Linked DNA regions of Mus musculus: region 1 is linked to region 2. A link is a loop called in an ENCODE intact Hi-C map of the cell type or tissue named here. Cell type or tissue: heart. All regions are shown on one strand. Links, peaks and the distances in the headings refer to the core of each region. The heading gives the core; the rest is flanking DNA.

Region 1 (2,819 bases), core at 240-2,739, 130 kb after region 2:
TTAACTCAGGGAGCCGGGGCTGCCGCATTTACCATCCGTACACACTAATAAACACGGAGTGCTACAAGGTGAAAATTAACACCACCCGCCACCCACCTGGCCTTGCTTTCCATTTGCCAGCTTGCCTTGCTCTGAGGACCAGACTACCGCCAACTACCGCTAAACACAGAGGACCAGACTGGGAGAATAGGGCTACAATGTACTGTGCTTAAGACCACTCTTTCGGAGGAGATGGCAGTGATGGTCAGGGTCTCATGTAAACCCAGGAACTTAGAACTTGGCCTAGAACTTGCTATGAGCAGTGGATGGCCTTCAACTTCTGATCCTCCTGCCTCTACCTCCCAAATACTTAACCTATAGACAGGTCCTGTTTGTACAGTGCAGGGGATGAGACCCAGGCTTCATGCATGCCAGGCAAGCACTTCCAGCTGAGCTACATCTCCAGCTGCCTACTTCATTCATTTAAAAAGTATTAATTTAAAATTGTGTATGCATATATGCATGCATGCATGCATGTATGTATGTATGTATGTATGTATGTATGCATGTATGTATGCATGCATGTATGTATGCATGCATGCATGTATGTATGTATGTATGCATGTATGTATGTATGCATGCATGTATGTATGTACACCTAAGTTCATGCATGTGCACCATATACATGAGTCCTCAGAGGCCAGAAGAAGCTCCAGATGCCCTGGAGCCGGAGTTACAGATGGTTCTGAGCCACCACGTGGTTGCTGGGAATTGAACATGAGTCCTCTGGGTGAGCAGTTAGTGCTCTTAACCACTGAGCCATCTCCCCAGCCGCAACTTCATTCTTTAAATGAGACATAAACTAGACAATGTGGCACACACCAATAATCTCAGTACTTGGCAGGCAGAAGCAGGAGAATCACTGCAAGTTCAGGGCTAACCTTGACTCCATGGTGAGTACCAGGTCAGCCAGGGCGACATAGCAAGGCCTGCTTCAAAACAACAACCAACCAACCAACCGTAAAACAAAAACAGGAGAGAAAGAACCATTTAAAATTTACCAGCTCCAAGAACTTATCTTAAACTCTCCTACCAGAATGTCTGATAGGGGTAAGCAGAGAGAAGCCTGGCATCATTGCTAATAATAAATATCTAGTGTCCATTTCTTTTAGTGCTGGACTGGAACTCAGACCCTGGCCTGTGTAGGTGAGTGTTTCCCCATTGAGCCCTGGTTTTGTTTTTGGAATGAGGTCTCGCTAAGTGGTCCAGAGTGGTTTTAAACATCTCCACCCCAGACATCCTCCTATCCCAGCAAGGGGCTATAGACAGGCAGTACCTGGATGGCTTTCAGATCTTTGAGCATCCTCCCAGTGACTTTTGTGGAGTGGTCCCCATGATGTTCCACAGTTTCCAGGTGAGGATTTTGCAACGAAGGCCTCACTCAGATCCTGTGTGGTGCACACGGTACTGAGTCCCTCGGATTAGAACGGAACCTAAGCATCTAGCTTCCTCTCATCCTCATGGCTCTGCTTCTGAAATATCTGTGCTGTGGGGGTCAGGTCACAGATCAGAAAAGACAACGGAAGAGAGCGCTAAGCAGAAGAGCTTTTATGGGCCAGTTCTGCATATACTCATGAATTCACTTCCTCTATCCCCCAACTTGCCAGCTAAACTCTGGAGCCGGGAGAGGGTACACTGAGCAGGACTGAGACCTGGCCTTCTGGAAGCTTCCAATGAAGGAGCTGGTCAGAACACACACTGGGCAGTCCAGATACAAGGCAGATGCTGGGGAGAATGATGACAAATGTCCAGACAGTGCAAAGGGACTCATGGAGGAGGGAGAGGCAGAGAACCAAGAGTGTGGCTTGGAGCCCACAGCAACCTCTGCTCTGGGGCATTTCCCAGACTCCTAACCACTCGGCACAGAGGGCAGTACAGTGAACTGTTCTCCAAGCAAAAGCTCTGAGCAAATTATCAGAAGATGGCCTAGTCGGCCATCAGTGGAAAGAGAGGCCCATTGGTCGTGCAAACTTTATATGCCTCAGTACAGGGGAACGCCAGGGCCAAGAAGTGGGAGTGGGTGGAGGAGCGTGTGGGGGACTTTTGGGATAGCATTGGAAATGTAAATGAAATAAATACCTAATTAAAAAAATAAGGTCTTCTAGATCACCCACTTACTTCACACTAAATTAGGAGTATGTATGTGCCATGGATGCCAAGGCAAATTACATAAGCATAAGAGATATCTGGGAGACGCACAACAAATTAAAAACTCTGTCATTTTACTCTGATAATAAATTAGCATCATCACTACATTGAAAACTCATTACGTTATTACTATAAGAATATCTAGCTTTCCATCACATTCCCAAGAGACTTTGAACTTTAAAAAAAAAAAAGCTCTGAGCATTCTTTTATGTCATCTCAAAAACCGATATAAATTTTAATTTCTAATTTATAGTATAGTAGCATTTGTTTTGTTATAATTTTAAGATAATTGGCTTAAATTACCAGTCACCGAACAACATAACTTCATTCTTACGGTTTGTGAAACCCTGACATGTACAGGCAGTCGTGAGCTGCGCACATGAGTCTCTGCAGGAGTAGCAAACATGTCTTCCCTCTCTCTCTTTTTTTAAAAATAGATTTATTCATTTTTATTTTATGTGTGTGAATGTTTTACCTGCGTGTATGTCTGTACACCATGTATATGTCTGATGCTCATAGCGGTCAAAGAATAAGGTAACAGAGCCCTTGGAACTGGAGTTATAGGCAGTTGCAAGCTGTCATGTGTATGCTGGCAACCAAACCCAGGTCTTCTGGAGGATCAGCCAGTGCTA
Region 2 (2,819 bases), core at 1-2,500:
ACTTCTCATAACATATGCCAGAATTCAATATGGTTTTAAATCATATTGTTTTTTGTTTGTTTTGAGACAGTATTGCTGTGTAGCCTATACTGGCCTCAAACTCTTGGCAATCCTTCTGTCCCAGAATCCAGGATGATGGGATTACAGACTTATATGCTCAGTTCTGTTTAAAAACTTTTCAGGGGTGAGATCTTATTTATTTCTACTATTGGGAATTCTACTTTTTTTTAAGAAAAAATTTATTTATTTATTTATTTATTTATTTATTTATTTAATGAATGTAAGCACACTGTCACTCTTCAGACACACCAGAAGAGGGCATCAGATCCCATTACAAATGGTTGTGAGCCACCATGTGGTTGCTGGGATTTGAACTCAGGACCTCTGGAAGAACAGTTGGTGCTCTTAACCACTGAGCCATTTCTCAAGCCCAAAAACCTAACTTGGGCTAGTATATTTGTTTGTTTGTTTGGTTGGTTGGTTGTTTTTTTCGAGACAGGGTTTCTCTGTATAGCCCTGGCTGTCCTGGAACTCACTTTGTAGACCAGGCTGGCCTGGAACTCAGAAATCTGCCTGCCTCTGCCTCCCAAGTGCCTGGATTAAAGGCATGCACCACCACAGCCGGGCTTTTTTTTTTTTTTTAAGATTTATTTATTTTAAGTGAGTATACTGTTGCTCTCTTCAGACACACCAGAAGAGGGCATCAGATCCCATTACAGATGGTGTGAGCCACCATGTGGTTGCTGGGAATTGAACTCAGGACCTCTGGAAGAACAGTAGGTGCTCTTAACCTCTGAGCCATCTCTCCAGTCCCTCCTGGAAGCAAATTAAGAGCAAAGTAAGAGTGACACAAACTGAAGAATACATGACGCTCAAATAGTCTGAAAACAGAGCATATAATGAAGTCTAGGGTTGGTGAGATGTCTCATCAGCTATAGGCACTTACCAAGGAGCCCGGCAACCTGGGTCTGATCCCTTGAATCTACATGGTGAAGGAACAGAGCCAGTCCCAGCAGCTTGTCCTGACCATCACATGAACATTATGACACGTGCTCAAACACATGTACACATACACAACAAATAAATATGTAAATGTAATAAACTCAGCAATTTGTTTAATGCTAGGTATGGATTCCCCATAATCCCTGTCTGAGAAGGTGTGCGGAGGAGGATGTGGAGCTCAGAGTCATCCTCCATTATTAAGACCAGCTTGGACAACAAAAACCAAAACAAGCATAATCTAAAGAGGAGTGTGTTCTTACACTTGGGAGCCAGAGGCAGGAGAGTCACCCCAAGTACAAGGTCACACAGGGATGCACAGTGAGACTTTTCCTCAAAAAACAAGATAAGCAGATAGATAGATAGATAGATAGATAGATAGATAGATAGATAGATAGATAGATAGATAGATAGATAATAAACCAAGAATTCAGAATAGGTTGAGTGTAGTTTTGTCACTGCACAGAATTTGCAAACGCGAGCTGAAGGGCCACCACTAGGTGTCACTCTGACTACATCCATTGCCTCAGACTGGCTTCCTGAAAGCTTTTTTTTTGACTCCTTTCCTCAGTCTTTAAGGGCCCTAACTAGAGGTCTGTCACACTCCAGCCATAGTCAGCCCCCTATCATTAGTGCCAAGCCTTCCTCCTGAAGCAATGACAGTGTCAATTTCAGCAATGGCAATGTGGGGGCAAATACAGCTGTTGTGCCTTTTGGAATAATTGCTCCAGGCCATTCGGAGACAGCATTATAATCACAGCGCTTATACAGACTTATACAATATTTCGGTTTCCTATTTTAAGTCCTGTTAGCACTCTGTGTCATGAACTTGTAAATCTATTCATGTGAGTCTGTAATTACCAGCCCACATTTTTTACGATGTGCTTGTGACCCCTTGGAAGGCACCATGCTCTCATCTTACAGCCCTGCTGTGAGTCCTACCTGGACTCAGAACAAAGGGAACTGTCTCAAAACAGAACAGCAAAAACAAACAAACAAAAAGCAAATAAACAAAGTAAATAAATAAATACCAAACCCCCAAGGTCTCAGATAGACGGCACTGGCCCCCAGCTCTCTATGTAGCTGTACATGGCTTTCGGTTCTCAACCCTTCTTCCTCTGCCTCCCAAGTGCTGGGATTAAAGGCCTGTGCCACCACTGCCCTTCGGACCTTTGGCTTATATGAACTCTACCAACTGAGCTATATCTGAGCCTCCTGCCCACCGTTCTACCCAAGATAGGGTCTTGCCTTATATTCTTTGTGTGGCCCAGGCTGGTTTTGAACTTGCTTTATAGAGCTGGCCTCAGACTTTCAATGATCCATCTGCATTTGTCTCCCAAAGGCTAAGATTACAGGTGTGTGCCACCCTGTTTGGCTACAGAGGCCACTTTACTCTGCCTTGTCTGGTTTCCTCCTATCTTCTTCCAGCTTCTCATGGAGCCCATCCATCTTTCAGGCTTTTTTTATTTACCTCATGCGTTCTGAAAGTTTCTCACCTTCAACCTCCACTCAGGTCCCTGGTGCTTTCTTATTGTTCCTCCTCTGATGTTCTGCACCTGCACAGTTCCTCACGCAGTGAGAGGAGGAATCGATAAGTAAATAGAACAGCCTCTAAATTCAGTGTCGGAAGGAGTTACAGAGACAAAGTTTGGAGCTGAGACGAAAGGATGGACCATCTAGAGACTGCCATATCCAGGGATCCATCCCATAATCAACCTCCAAATGCAGACACCATTGCATATGCCAGCAAGATTTTGCTGAAAGGACCCAGATATAGCTGTCTCTTGTGAGACTATGCCAGAGCCTAGCAAACACAGAAG

Evidence for each region. A loop is a pair of places that touch in the nucleus more often than their neighbours do. Peaks named below come from ENCODE experiments on the same cell type or tissue, not always from the same donor. Only the 100,000 strongest peaks of a DNase experiment are listed, where the experiment ranks them.
Region 1: it touches region 2 in a loop (4-fold over the local background); 2 of 42 quality-filtered maps call a loop at or near these places.

The regions. Positions count from the first base shown.
Region 1 is chr9:48,841,236-48,844,054 of GRCm38, reverse strand. No RefSeq gene overlaps it. Among named protein-coding and RNA genes, the nearest start is that of Zbtb16, 6.4 kb to the right of the region's middle. In heart, for the core only: no CTCF peak of the experiment used is centred there; no DNase peak of the experiment used is centred there; H3K27me3 peaks cover 614 bases.
Region 2 is chr9:48,971,415-48,974,233 of GRCm38, reverse strand. No RefSeq gene overlaps it. Among named protein-coding and RNA genes, the nearest start is that of Htr3b, 7.8 kb to the right of the region's middle. In heart, for the core only: a CTCF peak has its summit at 1,498 (motif pointing right); no DNase peak of the experiment used is centred there.